Linked DNA regions of Homo sapiens: regions 1, 3, 4 and 5 are each linked to region 2. Evidence: chromatin loops called from intact Hi-C (ENCODE). Cell type or tissue: heart right ventricle. All regions are shown on one strand. Region 1 overlaps MON2 (MON2 regulator of endosome-to-Golgi trafficking). Region 2 has its middle 82 kb from the start of AVPR1A. Region 3 overlaps PPM1H (protein phosphatase, Mg2+/Mn2+ dependent 1H). Region 4 overlaps PPM1H (protein phosphatase, Mg2+/Mn2+ dependent 1H). Region 5 has its middle 29 kb from the start of MON2.

Region 1 (4,000 bases), 490 kb before region 2:
TGAGTTCCTTCGTAGACATAAGAGCCTGAGTCACTGTTAATTTGTATCAAGCACATAGGTTGAGAAATTTACATTTTTCCTTTTATTTTCTAATTGTCTATATATGCTTAATGCCCCATTAACAAATTGAATAAGCTTTCAGATCAGCTTTTTTTTTTTTTTTGCAATGAGTAAAACTTCTTTAAGTATTGCTTTCCCTAGCAAGGTGTGGTGACACACCTGTAATCCCAGCTACTTTGGGAGGCTGAGGTGGGAGGATTGCCGAGGCCCAGGAGTCAAATCCAGCCTGAGCAACATAGCAAGATCCTGTATATAAAAAAAAATGGTTTTCTATGTAAAATAATAATATTTTATATAATTTTGTATTAATGCAGTTGTAGTATAATTTCATTTAAAATTTTAGCTCTAAATTTGGAGGTTTTTTTTTGCTTGTTTTTGTTTTTCTTGAGAGTTTTTCTGCCATCTTCCTTATTCTTGAATTTCTTATTAAATATTCTTCACTTTCTGGACTTTATTCTTATTTTATTAAATCCCGTTTTCTGAAGTTTTTTAATATAGAAAAGTGGACACTGGAACCAAAGGCCAAATAATAGTATTTTACATAATTTTGTATCAATGCAGTTGTAGTATAATTTCATTTAAAATATTTTGCCTGATTATGGCTCTACTTACCTTAAAGGTTTGAGTATGTTTGGTGTGTTGGAAAATACATTACTTAAGAAGCAGCCAGCATAGTGGATAAGAGCATTGGCTTGGCAACCAGACTACCTGGATTCAAATCCCAGTAGTACTACTTTGTACTACTTTTTAGACAAGTTATTAAACCTTTCAGTGACTCATTTTTCCTCATCTGTTAAATGTCAATAATAATGCTCCCTAACTTACAGGGTTATTGTGAGGATTAAATCACTTAAAATGAATGAATGCTTAGAATAGCACCTGGCATGTAAGTACTTTAAAATGCTTGTTTCCACTATTATTGTCATTAATGTTTTTTCTTTCTTTTAAAAAAGGTGACATTATCCATATTAATTCCCATGAAACAACTATTATTTTAAACCAAAATTCTAAAGGCCAAAACTCTAAATGACTGAGACTTGGAAATTTAGCTCTAAATTTGGAGGTTTTTGTTTGTTTTTGTTTTTCTTGAGACAGTGTCTCGCTCTGTCACCCAGGCTGGAGTGAAGTCGCATGTTCATGGCTCACTGCGGCCTTGACCTCCTGGCCTCAGGTGATTCTCCCACCTCAGCCTCTCTTGTAGCTCGGACTATAGGCATGCACCACCACACCCAGCTAATTTTTGTATTTTTTTTGTAGAGATGGGATTTTGCCATGTTGCCCAGGCTTGGAGTTATTTTTAATGGCTAAAAATAATAAAGCTTCTAAATTCAGCTCTCAAGTAACACAGTATCAGTATTCTAAGTTATGGTTATTCTAGTTACAGATTTAAGCTTTCTACTCCATGGAGTAGTTGATGAACACCCTAGATTGAGAGTCAGGAGACCTGTGACCTGGTCCTGACTTGCTGTCTACTTTCTGTTGATCGTGAGCTGGTCCTTTCCCATCACTAGGCATTATTTTCTTTATTTGAAAGACAAAAAGAAGGCCAACCGGAGTACGTAATCCCAGCATTTTGTGAGGCCAAGTTGGGTGGATTGCTTGGGCCCAGGAGTTCAAGACCAGCCTGGGCAACATAGTGAGACTCCGCCTCTACAAAAAAAATTTAAAAATTAGCCAGATATGGTGGCATGTGCCTGTAGTCCCAGCTACTTGGGATGCTGAGGTGGGATGATCACTTGAGCCCAGGAGGTTGAGATTGCAGTGAGCTGTGACTGTGCCACTGCACTCCAGCCTGGGCAACAGAGTGAGACCCTGTCTCAACAAAGAAAGATGAAAAGTTATTTGTTGGAGTAATTGTAAAGGTCCATGAATGTTTAATCATGGACAGCTTATACTGGATAAAGCCAGTTTAGTTTTTGTTTCATAGTTCAAAAATACTTTAAGGCTCAAATTGAAAGCTTTTATTGGTCAGTTGATACTAAAAGTGCAGTGTTAAGAGAACTTAAAAACCATGCACATTTTCAGTTTCATAACAGGTTTTCTCTTTGTTTTTATTTTCTAAATAATTGATAACTTTGGAGGTCATAAACTTTTAGATTTTAAACCTTACTTAATGCCACATATGTACTATGTTCTATAGCTGAAGTTTATCAGTAGTGTTTGAACAGTAGGAAGATTGTTTTGGAAAGTTGCTTGGAATAGCAAGACTTAATGAATTTAAATAAGACTAATACTTGATTATTTTTTATATTGGTACCTTTATAAATCCTTTAACCTAATTAATACATACTCTAAGACTTTAAGAATAAACATATCTCTGTCTGTAATATTCCCCAAACTTTTTGATCTGCAAGATGCTTTGGCAAGGGAATACAATAACACAGAAAATACAAATAAAATGAACTAGCAGAAAAGAAAGCCTTTGCATGTCGTTGAGGGCTATAAGTAAACAGTTTAAGAGAAAGAAAAAGACAAAGTTGAAAAACACAAGGACTGCAATTTGGTAGACACTTGAAGTCTATTAGAAATTCATTTAGCCAACTTTGAGTACCAAAACATGGTAGTTATAAAGGAGACACAATGGGTGAGTGGGAAGTTACACAATCTGTGGACCTTACATTAAAAATCACAAAGTACTGTGCAAAAGAATTGAAAACACATGTTTACACAAAAACTTGTACACTAATGTTCATAGCAGTGTTATTCATAGTAGCAAAAAAGTGAAATTGAATGTAATATATTCAATATTCAATATATTGAATGTAATATAGTAGCAAAAAAGACAAATTGAATGTAATGTATTCATACAGTGGAACATTATTCAGCCATAAAAAAGAATGAAGTGCTAATGCATGCTCAAACATGGATGAACATTTACAACATAATGCTAAGCGGAAGAAACTAGACACAAAAGGCTATATATTGTATGATCTTGTTTATGGGATATATCCAGAGTAACAAATCCATAGAGACAAAGTAGATTTATGGTTCCCAGGAGTTGAGGGGAAGGGAGATGAGGGAGAGTGACTGCTAATGGGTACAGATCTTTTTGGGGGGGTGATCAAAATGTTCTGGAATTAGAAATGGTGATGGTTGTACAACTTTATGAATATACTAAGGAACACTAAATTGTATATTTTAAAAGGGTGAATTTTATAATATATAGATTATATTGCAACAAAAATTTTAATATGTCATACAGAGAGAACTGACAAAATACAAATAACACTTTATAAGTTTGAAGGCTCTTTTTTATTTTAAATAAAGATTCATGAAAATAAATTTTTAAAGATTACTGTAGTTTTCAAATTTAAGGAATTTAAGATCTTACATGGCTTATTTGTAACCTGCAGTATTGACCATTGCCCCTTATAATTTATAGGTAAATTCTGTTAATCAGCATTTTTAAAAGCTCAATCGATGTTTTTGATATGTTTGCTAGTTATAAATTAAATAACTATTAGTTATCCAGTTTTTAGTTTTGTATGCTACTCTCTTCCCTCATCATATGATATTTTAAAAATCTAGTTCAGTGTTTCTGATATATGATCCAAATAATATTAATATTATTAATGTGTTGAAATAAACACACTAATACACCTTAGCACACAGTATACACACTAAAAGTATTAATATTGTTAGTGTGTATATTTCTATAAACACTAATAATATAGAAATATACACACTAATAATATTAATATTATTTTATTATTTTTGCCTCTTCATTTTTTGTTGATCATCAACTCATCCTTAGTTACCTCCACCATCATCACAAATCTTTTAATATTACTAAACCCTTACCTTCCTTGGTTATAAATTAAAATTAAACACAACTTTTGTCTCTAGAGATGCAGATATAGTCTGTGAAGCTGCTTTGATGGCAGTGATTGTGAAATTCCTCTGATTGGTTCAGGTTTGGGTAAATTTCTTTCAGTTTTTT
Region 2 (4,000 bases):
TTATGAAATTCAAAACAATGACAATCTAATCTTATATTAAAAAATTTAAAATTATTAAACACACTATTTGAAATATAGGGGAATGCACAGATTATAACATATTTCTCTGGAGTTACTTTTTCTAACTATTATACCCATTAAAACCAAGAGTCCGAGCATCCAAGTAAATTCAACAAAGATTTAGACCTTTAAATTACAGTAAGCCAAGAAAAAATAATAGGAAAACAAGAAAGGTGTTTTTGAGGCATTAAAAGAAGATACACAATTATATAAAATATTTTTATCACATCTTTAGCTCTTTTAAAATTCTATTCTTGTATGTTTCAAAATGTTCCTACTTATTTATAAGTAAATTATGAACATGGACATAAATGTTCAATCATACTGAAATCACAAAATATTATAATGCAGCAATCAAAAATATTTCTGTGCCATTATAAAGGAAATAAAATATATAATTATTTAAATACATTTAAATTTCATCTTCGTTTCATAATATCCATTTTCTATTTTCAGTCAATATTAACACATATACATATTTGTAATTTATAAAAAGTATCTGTATATTAGGGATGAGTGCTTGTGTGTTTCTGTTGCTGGAGTACAAAATCAACTTGTTTGAAGATCTATTCTAGTCCATGAAAATGCCTGGCTGTGGCCTAGAATATAATAGGTGGGTTTCTTTGATGTTGTTTAGGCTTCATTTAAATGCAAGTAGGCCTTTCTCCAGGTTGCAGTGGATGCCCACCATTGTGCTCGTGTGTGTGTGTGTGTGTGTGTGTGTGTGTGTGTGTGTGTGTGTGTGTGTGTGTTCTACAGAGTGTACAGGAAGGCTAAAAAAACCAGACAAATTCAATTTAGTTATTTGGTTAGCAAATTCAATTTTCTGATTAACTGTACTCAAGTCATGGTGAAGGGATAGAGAAGACACTGGATTGCTGCCTCAAAGGAGGTTACAATGTCACTGTCATTGGGCCAAAAGACATAAATAAGCACATGTGTGGTATAATAAAGATATAAAGTATCTTTATTATAAGTATGTGTTTAGTCTAGAGAAGGTAAATATATTGAAAGCTATGGGTCAGAAACTAGACTCAGGCTAGTTACACAGTGTTGTGTGTTGCTTTCCTAGTCTATGAAGATAATAACACCTCCCTATACACCTCACAGATCACTGCGAAATTAAAATAACTAAAAGTTGAGAACCTAATGTAACATATACAAATAACAGGAATTATATTTTAGCTTAGAAATCTACATTCTTTTAAAAGCTTTAGTTTGTTTTTTTTCTTTTTTCCTGCAAATGGAAATGATGATGGTTGGCTCCCTGTTTCAAATCTAGGCTTACTCTATTGGAGCTTTTGGAGACCTTAAATTTTAAGCTATTTCTATGTAAGATGGGGGGCAGTGAGGGATGTCTTCTACTCATGAGCTGAGCACATTAGGTTTCTTTTGAGAATTGTTATTCTTTTACTTCTTTAAAGATTGAGGGAAAACTCTCCTAATAATGCATGTTAATTAATTTATAACTCTTCTTGTTTTAGAAAAAGTTTTCAAAAGGAAAATACTGAATAAGCTGGGGTTTACTGACCTCTGATGGCCGGACTTAAAATTGCTACTTTTATCAGGCTTCTTAAGATGACAATGTAAAGCTCTTTCTGGAAACTGCCCAAGTCTAGGTTGTAAGGCAGTCAAGAATCACCAGACAAGAAGAGGGAGACCACAGGATGTCAACTAGTCAAACTTTCTTTTCTCAAGCAGGATTTATTTAGTTAATTTTAGGCTGAGGCTTTGTTAAATCGATGGTAATTTATTGAAAACACTTCAGTGTGTAAGTCAGAGTATTTCTGACCAGAAATCCCAACTCCATAAGTGGTTAATTAGCATTTAAAAGACTATCCAGAAATCCACACTAGAGAAATGGCTGACTACAGCATTTCAAATATTGCTATCTAAATCTGCAATAGAGTTTGTTAATTAGCATAGTGATATTTAACAGTATTTCTTTGGCGATCTGAAAGCTTCTGAGACATGTAGTTGGCTGGAAATATTGTACAGGCATCTTAGCTCTTACGTGAATAGGGTGTAAGAATCTGACAATAAATGTTTGTACATGGAGCAGAATTAAGTCTAAGCCTTGCTTTCATTATAGTGTACCTGGTAGCAAAGATATAAGGGAGGAGATAATAGCTCTCACCTACTTCTAATATTTGGAGGCGTCCAGAGTCACCAAAGAGAAACTGACTATGGTGAAGTGGTTAGATTGGCTTAGGTCAATTGTAACAAGCCATCCATCATGTTCCTAAAACTTTACAGAAGAAATGATTACAGAAGCTGATTTGTAGCATTTCCCTATGTTTTATACCTTATTTCATCAGCATATTCCTCCTAATTTTTACCCCAAATCACATGTGTTATAATTTAAGCATAGTTCCATTGAATACAGATAAGGAGAGAAATGAACTATCCCCAGCCAATATTATATTTTTCTGGTAGAATTAGCTTAAAAAATACATCCATGGCCAAAGACACTTGAATAGTAGTTAAGAAGATGACATTGCTTTTGCATGGCTAAATATAGCTGGGAAGTTGTTCAGATGTCCTAGGGGACACTACTGTTAGCCTAAACTGCAGTCGTCATTTTGGTACACAAGAAGCTTGTACTATGTCTGTCACTGTTCTGTCAATTTACTAGAAGGGAAATAGCAATAATAAACTTGACATTATTTTATAAAAAAATTTGTTTCATATAAATAAGTACATACTTAAAACTGGATTTATATCATATTTTCAAAAAAAATAGACTCATACTGCTTTGAAACCAGGGTCCAGTACTAACAAGTTGATCTTGAAGGCCTTTTAAGATTAGATCTCAAGGGATCTCATGACCTCACCTCCACGCCTTTCCCCTAATTTTGTCTTCTCTGCCTTAGCCTCCCTAATTTAACTTAGCAAAGTCACATGAGGTTCTTACAATGTCTTCAAGCGAGGCAGGAGTAACCACAGCAAAGAGAGGAGAGACCACTTCTGTTGCCATGCCAAGCTGCTTTTGAGGAAGCCCCCAGTAATCCCCACCTCCTGGTATTTACACCCTCTCCTTGTGTGTGGGCTGGGCCTAGTGACTCACTTATAATAAATAAAATATGGAAAAAGTGATGGAATGTCATTTCTGAGATTAGGTTAAAAAGAGATTGTGACTTCTGTCTTGGACATCCTCTCTGGCTCTTTCGCTCCCTTGTTCTAGGGGAAGCCAGCTGCCATGTTGTGAGTTTCCTTTGGGAGAGATCCATGTAGCAAGAAACTGATTATATCTGATTAACAGACGGTGAAGACCCAAGGCCTGCCAATAGCCTTGTGAGTTGGGAAGTGAATCCTTCACCAGCTGAAACTTGAGATGACTATAGCCCCAGCTACAGCTTGATGGCCACCTTGCAAGAGACCCTGAGTCAGAAGCACCCAGCTATGCTGGGCCCAGATTCCCAACCCTCAGAAACCACGAGATAATGAGTGCTTGTTGTTTCAAGCCACAGAGTTTTGGGGTAATTTGTTGTGCATCAGTAAATAACTAATGCAACTGCTAAAGGAGACTTAGGAAGTTTGGGGAGTTCCAAGTGCTCAGAGTCATCTAAATCCAGCCAGCGATCCTATTCCAGTTCTTCAGCTTTAGTTTTCCCAATCAATCTCTTTATATTTCACGGAAAGAGCCTAATGAGCCTCCAAGTTAAACTGAAATTCTAATTCTGTACCCTTCAGGATCATATGCTGATTGATTTTTGGGTACACAGCCCTATGGTTATAAAAGATTTGTTGAGACCAGTCAAAGGAGGAGATCTCTGGTTTTCTGACCATGTTTTAAAATGAAAATGAAAAACCTTAGCTTGTTGTCTTCTTTCTAAGCTCTTTAGGATGGTTGTTGTATTCCCCATTTCCACTTTAATTGCTAGATAATCTGGTAAAGCCATGCTGGCAATAGGCACTTCATCCTAAGGAACCACAGGTG
Region 3 (4,000 bases), 270 kb before region 2:
AGAATTCTGATTCCACATTGTTGAGCTCTTATAAATAAAGCAAAAACTCCCAGTGAAGGAGAAGCTCTGCTTTTAAGGATATTGTGACACTCAGAATCTCCAGAGGGACAGCTGCATAAATGTCATCAGTGAGGCAAATTAGAGGCTTAGGTGCAAGGCTTGGGGAACTTTACTTTTAGGGATTAAAAGTGGAAGAGAAGGCAAGAGAGCCACAAAGCTGAAATGCCTATATGACAACTCTTACTTAATATTGAATTTCCTATTATAGAAAATCAATGGCACAAAACCCGCAATACCTAAAGGACATCTAGAAACAGGAAAATTAGAGAGTGGGTGGCTACTGCGGTGAAAAAAAAAGTTTAGGAATGATCTGGAAAATTCAAAGCTGTCCTGCTATAGACAGCTGTGTGAACTGTCCTCGGGTTGCCTGGCACACCGTGGCGCTTGTGGGCATTTCAAAAAACCAAAGGTTTACACGGTAAGACAATGACTCTCAAAAACCTAATATTGAGAGGGGGAGGAAAGAAAAAGGAGTTGGCAATGGCCTTCCAGCTATTATTTTGAAGCTGGTATAATTTCTGTGCTGTGGATTCTGAAGCTCACCTTAAGCAATTTGATAAGGTTAAGACAGGCATTGTTTCTATGAAACAGGAGTGTAGTTTCTCTGAAATCTCTGATGACGCAAAGAAAAACAAGAGCATCTGTGATTAAACAGAAGACTTATCATTCCAAAGAAGGTCACATCTGAGAGTGAAATGGGAGAGTATTAACAATTAAGACAGCAGGCACCCACTGACCCAGTCCCCAGCAAAGCACAAGGTATGGCCACCCTTCCAGGTGCCATGAGAACCAAAGAATGGTGAGCTTCTCACTTAATAAGGCCAACCAGAAAGGTGCTGTAAACCAAAAGGTATCTGAGACAGGTCTCAATCCATTCAGTTTATTTTGCCAAGGGTAAGGACATGCCTGGAAGAAAAAAAACACAGATCACAGAGACAGTCTGTAGTCTGTACCTTTCTCCAAAGATGAATTTGAAGGCTTCAGTATTTAAAGGGGAAAAGTGGGCCGGAGGGGAAAGAGGGAGGGTATGGTCATCCACATATTCCAAGAGAAAAGGAGCAGGTAGGGGATAGTCTGGGGCTCTGGAAATCAATAAATCAACACTTTGCGTGAGGTAAGGTGAACACAGAGTAGCTACCTGTGGAGATATTCAACCATTCATCTGTAGTATCTGCTTAGGAACAAAAGGAAACAGTTTCTTCCACGACTCAGCTTTCAGCTTAATTTTTTTTCCTAGTGATTTCCAATTTCCATAGTGGATTGGGGGCCCAGTTTTTATTTTCCTTTCACAGTGCAAAGCCCCGGTAAGCTGTAGGCAGGTTGGGGACCTAGACAGACAATCTGGGGGGAAAAAGTGTGAAGAGGAAGCTAGGGCATGGGGGTAAACCTGAAAGGAACAAACAGGGAAGAGACATAGCTTAAAGCTAAAGGTTCATGATATGGCACATCTGGGCCTGGGTCTCCACAGGGGCACTCCAGCCTTCCTCCTCATTCACCTGCCATTGCTACATTTAAGATCTATCTTCCCACCACAGCAATGGTGGCTTACTGGCTTTGGCCTACCTGGGTTTTTTCTCAGGCTCGGTTTGTTACCCAGGTTTCCTGAGCCCCAGGGCATTCATTCTCCCAACCCTGCCCTGCACATGTCTGCTCTACTCCTGAGCCCCCACACCCCAGCATCACCTCCCCAGGGAACCTTTCCCTTCATCTCTTTACCAGACTCCTGCATCACCCTGTATTTCCCCTCTCAAGGCTCCTCCCATTTATATTTTACTTGTTTAACACCCTTCTTTGCCTAATCGGCTCAATATTCTTTTCCCAGTCAGGCCTGGCTTCTAGTTGGTTCTCAACAAATATTACTGATTGAATGAATTACACATGAAAATGAAGCAAACAATTGTTGTTTTTGCTGGTGACTAAGTTTCCAAGAAAAATTTGAGGTAATGAATTGGTTCATTAAAAGTAGAAATATTTTAAAAATGAGCCTCTTAAGTATTTTTCTGAATGAACCTTTCTTTGCCAGCACAGTTGTTAAGAGCAACCCTGAGCCATTAATGGGCAGGAACAGCCTGAGACCCCTGTGGAGTCCTGAGTCAATGTGACATTGGCCTCTAGTGGACAAAATTGAGAATGCAGCAGCTCCAGGTAAAAGATGTCCTGTGGCACTAGTCACAACTGAAGGAAATGAAAATCTCAACGTTTCCTTTATTTTTCACTTCTACCATGCAAACTGAATTACATTACATTACATTACAAGGAGAGCCCATTGTCAAATTTTTGCCTAAATAATTAAAAAAATAAATTCAATACTTGGCATTCTGAGTATTAGTGTCTAGAAACATTTATTGACATCAGAGCCTCTACAGAGGCAGAGAGTGAGATTTTACACCACGACTGAGTGGGAGTCAATTTTCCTACCTTAATTCCCTTTTTCCTAAATAATCTTTTCCAGCCTCCTGGTATTTTCATTGGGATTGCAGGGTTGCAGGCTATCAGACAGTCTTGAGATAGAAGTGCATTTTATTTTTACATTTTTATTCTTAATTTTATTTTTTAAGAGATGGGGTTTTGCTGTGTTGCACAAGCTGGAATACAGTGACAAAAAAGCACTGGAGATATAACCTGATCTGGGCTAGGTCACCCCTCCTCAGGCATCCCGGTGGTGCTCTGCTCCAAGGAGGTCACCACATTGACACTGAACCCACATGACAGCTCAGAACTCCTGGGCTCAAACAATCCTCCGGCCTCAGCCTCCTGAGTAGCTGGAATGACAGGCATGCACCACTACCACGCCCAGCAAGGTGCATTTTAAACCACCTGCTAGTCAAAGGGTAAATGTTATCTCTGTAACAAGGAGAGAAAAAGCTGAGACCAAAGAAGGGACACGTTTAAATAAAAAGAGGATGCAAATTTGAGGGGTGAATATATGAACTATTTTTGCCTTACAAACAAATCAGATGACGATATGTATAGTCATTATTTACTTTCCTTCTTAGCACACTACCTGATGCCGTGAGATCCTGGAACATGCACCATGTGCCTATCCGGTTCTGGCAAGACGCTTCTAGCTGTTTTGACTTCATTTAACAGCTTCTCATCACTTTGTAATCTCCAGGTTTTTTTTTTTTGTTTATTTGTTTTTTTGAGATGGAGTCACGCTGTTGTTGCCCAGGCTGGAGTGCAGTGGCATGATCTCAGCTCACTGCAACCTCTGCCTCCTGTATTCAAGCAATTCTCCTGCCTCAGCCTCCCAAGTAGCTGGGATTACAGGCATGTGCCACCACGCCCGACTAATTTTTTTGTATTTTTGGTAGAGACGGGGTTGCACCTTATTCACCAGGCTGGTCTCGAACTCCTGACCTTGCGATCCACCCACCTCGACCTCCCAAAGTGCTGGGATTACAGGCATGAACCACCGTGCCCGGCCTGTAATCTCCAGGTTTTAAGGCCATGACTGCCCACTTGCCTAACTCAAGCCCTTATAAATATCCTTAAATATCTCTTATTCTTTATCTGTATGCAGGCTGCCGAGCAAGAAATAAAATCTTTAAAACCAAAATAATTGGCTTAGGATAAAGTAAGCTCACAGAGGGAAAGAGCTGGCATAGAACAAAGCAGAGGCGGCTTCTATGTGCACTCCTGCCAGGCAGAGGGGCAGCAAGGGACAGCGAGAGCTGTGGCACTCTCCCGAGGACATGCTCAGGAGTGAGGCCAACAGCGAAGGATGATGAACTCCCGATCAGACCCATTCAGATGGAAACGAACAGACAAATCCACATGCCTGGGTAAGACTAAGACTTCTTGGATATTGGCCCCTGGCTCTGTTCTCCTCCAGCACTTTGTCTGCAGTGTGAACCACATTCCCAGTTGTGGTAAAACAGCCGTTCTTAGATCACATCTGTATAGGATGGGGACTTTTGAGCACTTTCCTAAACCCTGT
Region 4 (4,000 bases), 260 kb before region 2:
AGCTAACCATGGGGTATGGGGGGCACACGGGAAGGGGTATGGCTATGAAGGGATAGCAAGAAGGAGTTCTCTGTCATGATGAAACTGCTCTGAATCCCTGTTGCAGCAGTGATGATATGTATCTATGCACGCATTAAAATTCATACAACTGTATACCAAAAGGAAAAAGTTAATTGTACTGTATGTTTTAAAAATGATAAAATGTATAGCACTGTATTCAGCACATAGGAGTGGCAAAAACACTAGAAGTAATGGTAATTACTTATACTATTAAATAGCCTGGAGGGACACTGAGCAGGTGGGGAGACCAGGCTGCACATCTGAGCTCCTGACTTCCAATTCTGCCAAATGGTGTACTCATCTCGCTCTACTGTGCAACTCCTGTTGCTTCTGTTCACCTTTCTTATTTCCCCTAAAGGAAGTCTTAGTTCAAAGGACATCTGATATGGTGTGGCTGTGTCTCCACCCAAATCTCATCTTGAACTGTAGTTCTTATAATCCCCACATGTCGTGGGAGGGACCCTGTCGGAGGTCATTGAATCATGGGGGTGGTCACCTCCATGCTGTTCTTGTGATAGTGAGTTCTCACAAGATATGATGGTTTCATAATGGGCTTTCCCTCCCCTTTGCTCTGCATTTCTCCTTTCCGCCACCATGTGAAGAAGGATGTGTTTGCTTCCCCTTCCACCGTGATTGTAAGTTTGCTGAGGCCTCCCCAGCCATGCTGAACTGTGAGTCAATTAAACCTCTTTCCTTTATAAATCACCCAATCTCTGGTATGTCTCAGCAGCGTGAGAATAAACTAATACAAATCTATCAAGCACCTATGTTTAATCCCCCTAACATCACAATAAAATTGTTGTCACTCCATTTTGCCAACAGTGAAACTGGGGTACAGATAGTTTAAGTAACTCTGCTGGTATGTGGCAGAGATAGGATTTGAACCTAGTTCTTCAGACTCCAAGTTAAGGGATCTTTCCCTCTCCCCAGTGTCACATAACTTTGTGTAATTAATCTCCTCGGCTTCTGTTACTGTGTGGCCTTGCACTTCAGTGTTGCTTGTGTTATTTTAATTTGTTTATTGCTTACTAGTAATTGCATACGTGTCTGATTGCTCAAATGTTTCGGCAATGGCTCTGCATTACTCTTCCGGAAGCTTCAGAAAATGTTGATGGGGCACCAGCACAGGATGCAAATCAGACCCTTCATAATTAGAGTAACCTAGCTCTTGACATAATACCTTCAAAATTACTCATATTCATTCTAACAAATGTTTAACCTTATTTTTGCTCCAGATAAACATGAGTTAAATGTGTACTCCACTTGAAGAAAAACAGTATCAAGCCCCTTCCTGACTTACCATATAATTCAATTTGGCAGAAATCACTTCTGACTCACAAAACAATAACTTTGAGGCAGTTTTCCAGTTGCACTCTAAATTATTTCATTTACAAAGAATCAGTCTTATATGCAATTTATAACACACAAATGCCTACCTACTTCTATTCAGGAATACATCTGCAGCCTGATGAAGGAAGATTCCAGAAGGTGAAAAATTGAGAGCTTGAAAATTCAGTTTCTCTTTTAGACTTTCTCTACAGTAGGCTCACTATCACATTCTCTTCTCGCAAAAGGAAACTGCTTTTTAATAATTTTATTTTCTTTTTCCCATTTTTCAAAAAATCTAGTATGCCAGAACTTAATGAGTTCTAACTGGAAAAGACTCCTTGGGCCTTTCAACAAATACAAGATTGTTCCAAACAGAAATCTAACTATTAAACAAGGAGCTGAAGTCATTTCAGAAACAAGCAGGTGGTGTCCATTCAGCTTCAGGTATACTGATCCCAGGGCCAACCAAAGATGTCAAAAATGACCAGCTTAAATTTTAGCCCTACTCGAACAGGAGCTACATCAACGTGCACCTGAACTCCGGGGAATCCATAGACTAAAACAGCCAGCGTTAGCCATCTGGGTGGTTGTGAGGTACCCATCCCCTCTTTATGGAGTGCCAACTGAGAAGGAGAGGTTCTAGACATAACCTCAGACGTTTCCTGTGGAGACCAACAGAAATACCCAGATGTAGGAGAGGAAATACACAAAGCCAAGGAGTGGGGTTTGAGGTATTTGTTCCAGCTTAAGGAAACGACGGTTTTGCCTTCCTTTACTCACTGCACAGAGCTCTAGAGTTTTGCAAACCTCTTTATCCCTCTTCCCCTGAGACGAGTGCTCTCCACACGAAGCACATGAATGTGAGGGGGAATTGGTCGGCGTGTAAGAGACACGTTAGAAATGCTTTCCTAGTTTTCATTCGGGATGACACTGGCGCCCTCGCGTGGTACGTAAGTCAATCCTCCGCGTGCATGGGATGCTGGTGCTCTTCCATGCCTGTTAGTTTTGGTATATGGCAACCCATTGCAGGGGACCTGTGCCCCTAACTGGTGATTATACTACTAAATTTTAAATTAAAATTATTCCTCACATAGTAGACAACAGGTTAAAAAAATTTCTGCAAAGAAACTACAGATAGAAAACATGAGCAAATAAGAACATGTCAGAGCTGGCACTTGATATTCCCAGGAATGACAATCCAGTCATATCTGACAATCATCATCATCATATCTAGCCAAAATACTCTGAAACGCTCAAGGGGAGAGTTGAAATATGGAATTATACTCGCTATTGTTAATGATGAATTTTGCCTTGAGATATTAGCTAATGATAGCAGGAAGTCTTTGCTCTTAGCAAGACAGTAAATGAGTTACTGTGTGAAAAACACTTAAATCAATGCCTGGCATACAATTAACACTGTATCACTGTTAGCTGTTGTTATTTTAAAACGTTGCCTTTTCATCTTTATTGCCCTTAAATTATTAAAACATTTAAAAATTTTAAATGTATCTTTATAGTTTTAAAATAATTATATACTTTATGGATACACAGTAGTAGGTTATATATCAATAAATGATCAATAAATGAACAAACACATTGGGGGTGCATTTTTTTTCTAAGAGACAAGGTCTTGCTCTGTCACCCAAGCTGGAGTGCAGTGGCATGATCATAGTTCACTGCAGCCTCAGTCTCCTGGGTTCAAGCCATCCTCCCACCTCAGCCTCCTGAGTAGATGGGACCATGAGTGCACCACCACACCAGGCTTTATTTTTTATTTTTATTTTTGTAGAGATGAGTTCTCCTTATTTTGCCCAAGCTAGTCTGGAACTCCTGGCCTCAAGCTATCCTCCCACGTTGGCCGCCCCAAGAAGCTAGGACTACAGGCATGTGCCACCACACCTGGCTAATTTTTAAATTTTTTGTAGAGAGGGTCTTGCTATGTTGCCCAGGCTGGGTCTCAAACTCCTGGCCTCAAGTGACCCTCCTGCCTTGGTCTCCCAATGCTGTGAAATTACAGGCATGAGCCACCACACCCTGCCAAAAAAATTGTTTTTAACTTACGATTTGGAGACTGTTAATTTAGAAATAGTTGTCTGAAGGGAAAAAGTGGTATCCTCCTGGTAGCATTCACAAGTCCTTAGCTTATTTAATATTATTCTTCCCTTTGCCACCCTAACTATTCAGGTATTTATACAACCGGTGGAGGGGCCATATCAACAGCAGGAAAGGCCTATCACAAATGTAGAAATCCCACTTTGAGTGACATCTCATCGTTGATTTTACAAAATGTCCTGTATGAGCACAGAATGCACTTTCTACCCCGTCTCTCCCACTACCAAAGAAAAGGGATTGATCACTTCCCCTTGGGGAAACAGAGTTGCCATATTTTTCTGTTTCCCCACTATATATGTGATTATATGGTTTGATTTCCACAAACTTTCTGGCCAGTTTTCCAGGAATCTCAGTGAAGATGATAATGCACAGTCCAGAGTATCTGCTATAGGCATTCCATCCACAGGGCTTTCAATGTCCAGTTTTCCATCTGATCCTCACAGTACCACAGTGAAAGGGAGAAGAATAAGCCAATGAGGAGGTAGAGATGAGAAAACAT
Region 5 (4,000 bases), 630 kb before region 2:
CCAGTGCACACCGATCAGGACCCAGAGGGTCTTCCTGCTACCGCCATTGCCCACACCACGCCCACTGTCTAGAAACCCAAGAGCGGGCTCGCCCGCCTAGCCTACCGTTGCCACTACCAGACTCTAAGCAAGCTACTGGAGGTCCAAGGGTCCACTGGCCTGGGTCTGGTCCAGCTAACATCAGCCAGCATTCGCCCAGGGCCCAGCTCAGGCATACTCAGCCCACTGCTGCCACCACTGGGGCCCAAAGACCGGCCCACTTGGCTTCCCTATCCTCAGCAAAACTTTGCATAGCCTCCACTAATAACCCAACCCTAAACCACTGAGGAAATCAAAAATACTACTGAAACTGTTAACAGCTGAAGAAATCATAGAGTCTACACTATCACAGGTATCCAGAAGCAAAGCCAAAGTGCCCCACCCAACCAACACCATTGATACTCCTCAGGAAAATGTCTTCCCTATAAAAGCAAATTCAAAAAACTGGAAGAAGTGATTATTACACTAGTTGAGAAGGTATCAACGTAAGAATAAGGGAAGCTTGAAAAAGCAAGGAAATGACACCTCCAAAGGAACACAATAAATAATTCCTCAGCAACAGACCCCAATCAAAAAGAAATTCATGAAATCCTGGAAAAAGAATTCAATACTATTATTATTATTTATTATTTGAGACTGAGTCTTGCTCTGTCACCCAGGCTGGGGTGCAGTGGCATGATCTCAGCTCACTGCAACCTCCACCTCCTGGATTCAAGGGATTCTCCTACCTCAGCCTCCTGAGTAGCTGGGATTACAAGCGTGCACCACCACACCCAGCTAATTTTTGTATCTTTGTAGAAATGAGGTTTCACCATGTTGGCCGGGCTGGTCTCGAACTCCTGACCTCAAGTGATCCGCCTGCCTCCGCCTCCCAAAGTGCTGAGATTACAGGTGTGAGCCACTGTACCCGGCCAAGAATTCAAAATTATGATACTAAAAAAGCTCAGTAAGTTACAAGAGAATTTCAAAAAAACAATACAAAGAAATCAGAAAAACAATTCAGGATATAAATGAGAAATTAACCAAAGAGATAGATATACAAAAAGAACCAAACAGAAATTCTGATACTGAAGAAGTCCTCAAATAAAATACAAAATATAGTTGAAAGCTTCAACAATAGACTAGACCAAGCAGCAGAGAGAATGTCAGACTTGAAGACAGGTCTTTTGAAATAACCCACTCTAACAATGTTCCAGAAGGCAAGTGACTTATGTGGAAAGATTGGTACAATTCTTCCGCAACTATTTTTCTCCCCTCTCTGTGCTCTCCCCTATCTCTGCTCTCCCCTCTTTGCATTTTTTGGAGAGGCAGCATGTGTCTGGTTAAAAGTGTGAATTGTGGAGCCAAACTCCCTAGGATTAAATCTCAGCCCCATCACTTATACTAGCAATTAAACATTGGGGAATTTCACTTAATCTTCCTGCTTTAGTCTCCGAATTTGTAAAATAAATATAATAATGTTCACTTTATAGGTTTATTATGAGGACTAAGAATATTTGTAAAGTGCTTAGGACAATGCCTGTTTATGCCTACTTAACTGAGTTCCTATTTCCTATGCCTGGCACATACTAAGGATGATATTAGTATTTCTTAAATAAATATCTCTCCCAAATAGAGGGGAGAAACAGTCCATGAAAGAATAGGTTCTCTTTCTTATCCTCGTCTCTCAATCTTTCTCTCCAGCTTTCTCTCCAACTTTGCCTCTGCTTCTTATTTGCTCAACATTTACTGAGCACCTTCTGTGTACTGGATACTATTTTAAACTGTTGATTACATTTGAATTATAAACACACTGCCCTTATCTTCTTACCATATAATGAAACAAATCAGCACTTGGGCAGGCTATGACAAGGCAACAAGATGGAGGAAGAGGAGGGAAAAGCAGAATGCAAGCTGTTCCCTCTCTCTCTCTTTTGAAGAAAATAAACTAAGAACTTTACCCGTCAAAGTAAGGGAAGAGCTGGCTATCTTTTATTAGAAAAGTTGAGAGGTTTCAAAGTGTTGTTCCTACAGTTAACTTAAAATCGTCTGGTTTTAGTTAATTCTAGCCAGCAGGGGGCAGGAGTGTCCAGCTGTGTGAACCCAGTTATTCTGATCTTTCCAAGACTTCACTAAAGAAAAAGTGCTTCCAACTTGATGTACGGGAGCTTCAAATTCTTAAGCTATACAATTGGTGCACAGAAAAATGATTATTGGTATTAACGTGTTAAAATTGGTAAATAGGAATACATTTCTACTGATTTTGATGGTCGATTTGACTGTCGTTTTCCCACAAACATTTGGTCTCTCTTCAAATCTCCAGGTAACAAAAATTTCTGCCTTTACATTCCTCAGATAATCTCAACTGAGGACAGGGATGTAGGGAAAACACAGATTCTCAAGACATCAGGCCTCCCCAACTGGGCAACCTTGGCTTGTTATTTAACCTCCCTGAGTTTTTGCTTAAAAAGTCTGTAAAGACTAGGCTGAAGTCCCACTTTGGACCATCCAGGGAACCGCATCCTTTAGGGAATGGGGCTATTATGAGGATGTGTCCAGGTTGACACTGAAGGGCTAAGTCACAGGTATCACCTTGCTCTCTGATCTTTTGGGTTTCTGCACTCACAGCTGCTACAATAGGGGCCCATGCAGTCCTAGAAGTCAAACCCAGCTCAGAATTTTGTTTAAAAGTTTTGCTTCTGGTATGTTTCCAGGAAATTTACATTGTATTTCTTTGTTTAATAATGGTTTTATAAAAGATACAATTTTCACTTTCTACACAACATATACCTTATCATCTAACATTTGCAGTGCTTTTTACAGTTCTTATTTGTGCTTTTTAAACTTTTCTTAAGGCAAACAGGCCTGTTTGCTTTAAGAGTACAGAGAAGAGCATTCTTCAATTTTCTGTTTTTATTTTTTAGTTTCTTCTTAAACCTGAGTATTTTTTTTAATGTTGAAAACAGTACAGGTTCAATATAAAGCATTTGAATGATCACGGTTAAAAGCAAAAATTGTCTAATATCCCACCAACCAGTGATAACCAGCATTAATATTTTGCTGTTTATCTTTCTGATCTGCTGTCTCTGTCTCTTTTTTAAATTTAACTTTTATTTTAAGTTCAGAGGTACATGTGTAGGTTTGTTATATAGGTAAACTTGTGTCATGGGAGTTTGTTGTACAGATTATTTCATCACCCAGGTATTAAGCCTTGTACTCATTATTTTTCCTGATCCTCTCCCTCCTCCCACACTTTGCCCTCAAATAAGTCCCAGTGTGTGTTCTTTCTCTCTATGTATCCATGTGTCTCATAATGAGAACATGTAGTATTTGGTTTCTGTTCTTGTGTTAGTTTGCTAAGGATAATGGCCTCCGGCTCCATCCATGATCCTGCACAGGACATAATCTCATGGGGTTTTTTTATGGCTGCATAATATTCCATGGTGTGTCTGTACCACATTTTCTTTATCCAGTCTACCACTGATGGGCATTTAGGTTGATGCCATGTCTTTGCTATTGTGAATAGTGCTGCAGTGAACATACATGTGCATGTATTTTTATAATAGAATGATTTATATACCTTGGGGTATATACCCAGTAATGGGATTGCTGAGTCAAATGGTAGTCCTGTTTTTAGGTCTTTGAGGAATCACTACAATGTCTTCCACAATGGCTGAACTAATTTACACTCCCCTTTCTCCCACAGTCTCAACAGCATCTGTTATTTTTTTACTTTTTTTTTTTTTTTTTTGAGATGGAGTCTTGCTCTGTCGCCCAGGCTGGAGTGCAGTGGTGCGATCTCGGCTCACTGCAACCTCCGCCTCCTGGGTTCAAGCGATTCTCCTGCCTCAGCCTCCTGAGTAGCTGGGATTACAGGTGCATGCCACCACATCTGGCTAATTTTTGTATTTTTAGTAGAGACGGGGGTTTCACCATGTTGGTCGGGCTGGTCTCGAACTCCTGACCTTGTGATCTGCCTGCC

Evidence for each region. Peaks named below come from ENCODE experiments on the same cell type or tissue, not always from the same donor. Only the 100,000 strongest peaks of a DNase experiment are listed, where the experiment ranks them.
Region 1: a loop joins it to region 2, with 5 times the contacts of the local background. A loop is called at or near these places in 16 of 110 quality-filtered maps.
Region 3: it touches region 2 in a loop (4-fold over the local background); 56 of 110 quality-filtered maps call a loop at or near these places.
Region 4: a loop joins it to region 2, with 7 times the contacts of the local background. A loop is called at or near these places in 53 of 110 quality-filtered maps.
Region 5: a loop joins it to region 2, with 8 times the contacts of the local background. A loop is called at or near these places in 27 of 110 quality-filtered maps.

Annotation. Positions count from the first base shown.
Region 1 is chr12:62,573,247-62,577,246 of GRCh38, forward strand. The region is part of intron 30 of MON2 (MON2 regulator of endosome-to-Golgi trafficking); the gene reads left to right. Among named protein-coding and RNA genes, the nearest start is that of MIRLET7IHG, 27 kb to the right of the region's middle. In heart right ventricle, no CTCF peak of the experiment used is centred here; no DNase peak of the experiment used is centred here.
Region 2 is chr12:63,067,455-63,071,454 of GRCh38, forward strand. No RefSeq gene overlaps it. Among named protein-coding and RNA genes, the nearest start is that of AVPR1A, 82 kb to the right of the region's middle. In heart right ventricle, a CTCF peak has its summit at 1,600 (motif pointing left); no DNase peak of the experiment used is centred here; H3K27ac peaks cover 1,560 bases.
Region 3 is chr12:62,797,150-62,801,149 of GRCh38, forward strand. The region is part of intron 3 of PPM1H (protein phosphatase, Mg2+/Mn2+ dependent 1H); the gene reads right to left. Among named protein-coding and RNA genes, the nearest start is that of PPM1H, 140 kb to the right of the region's middle. In heart right ventricle, a CTCF peak has its summit at 2,176 (motif pointing left); a DNase peak (open chromatin) is centred at 2,164.
Region 4 is chr12:62,811,090-62,815,089 of GRCh38, forward strand. The region is part of intron 2 of PPM1H (protein phosphatase, Mg2+/Mn2+ dependent 1H); the gene reads right to left. Among named protein-coding and RNA genes, the nearest start is that of PPM1H, 120 kb to the right of the region's middle. In heart right ventricle, CTCF peaks have their summits at 2,335 (motif pointing left) and 2,536; a DNase peak (open chromatin) is centred at 2,312; H3K4me3 peaks cover 592 bases; H3K27ac peaks cover 931 bases.
Region 5 is chr12:62,436,225-62,440,224 of GRCh38, forward strand. No RefSeq gene overlaps it. Among named protein-coding and RNA genes, the nearest start is that of MON2, 29 kb to the right of the region's middle. In heart right ventricle, a CTCF peak has its summit at 2,096 (motif pointing right); a DNase peak (open chromatin) is centred at 2,102.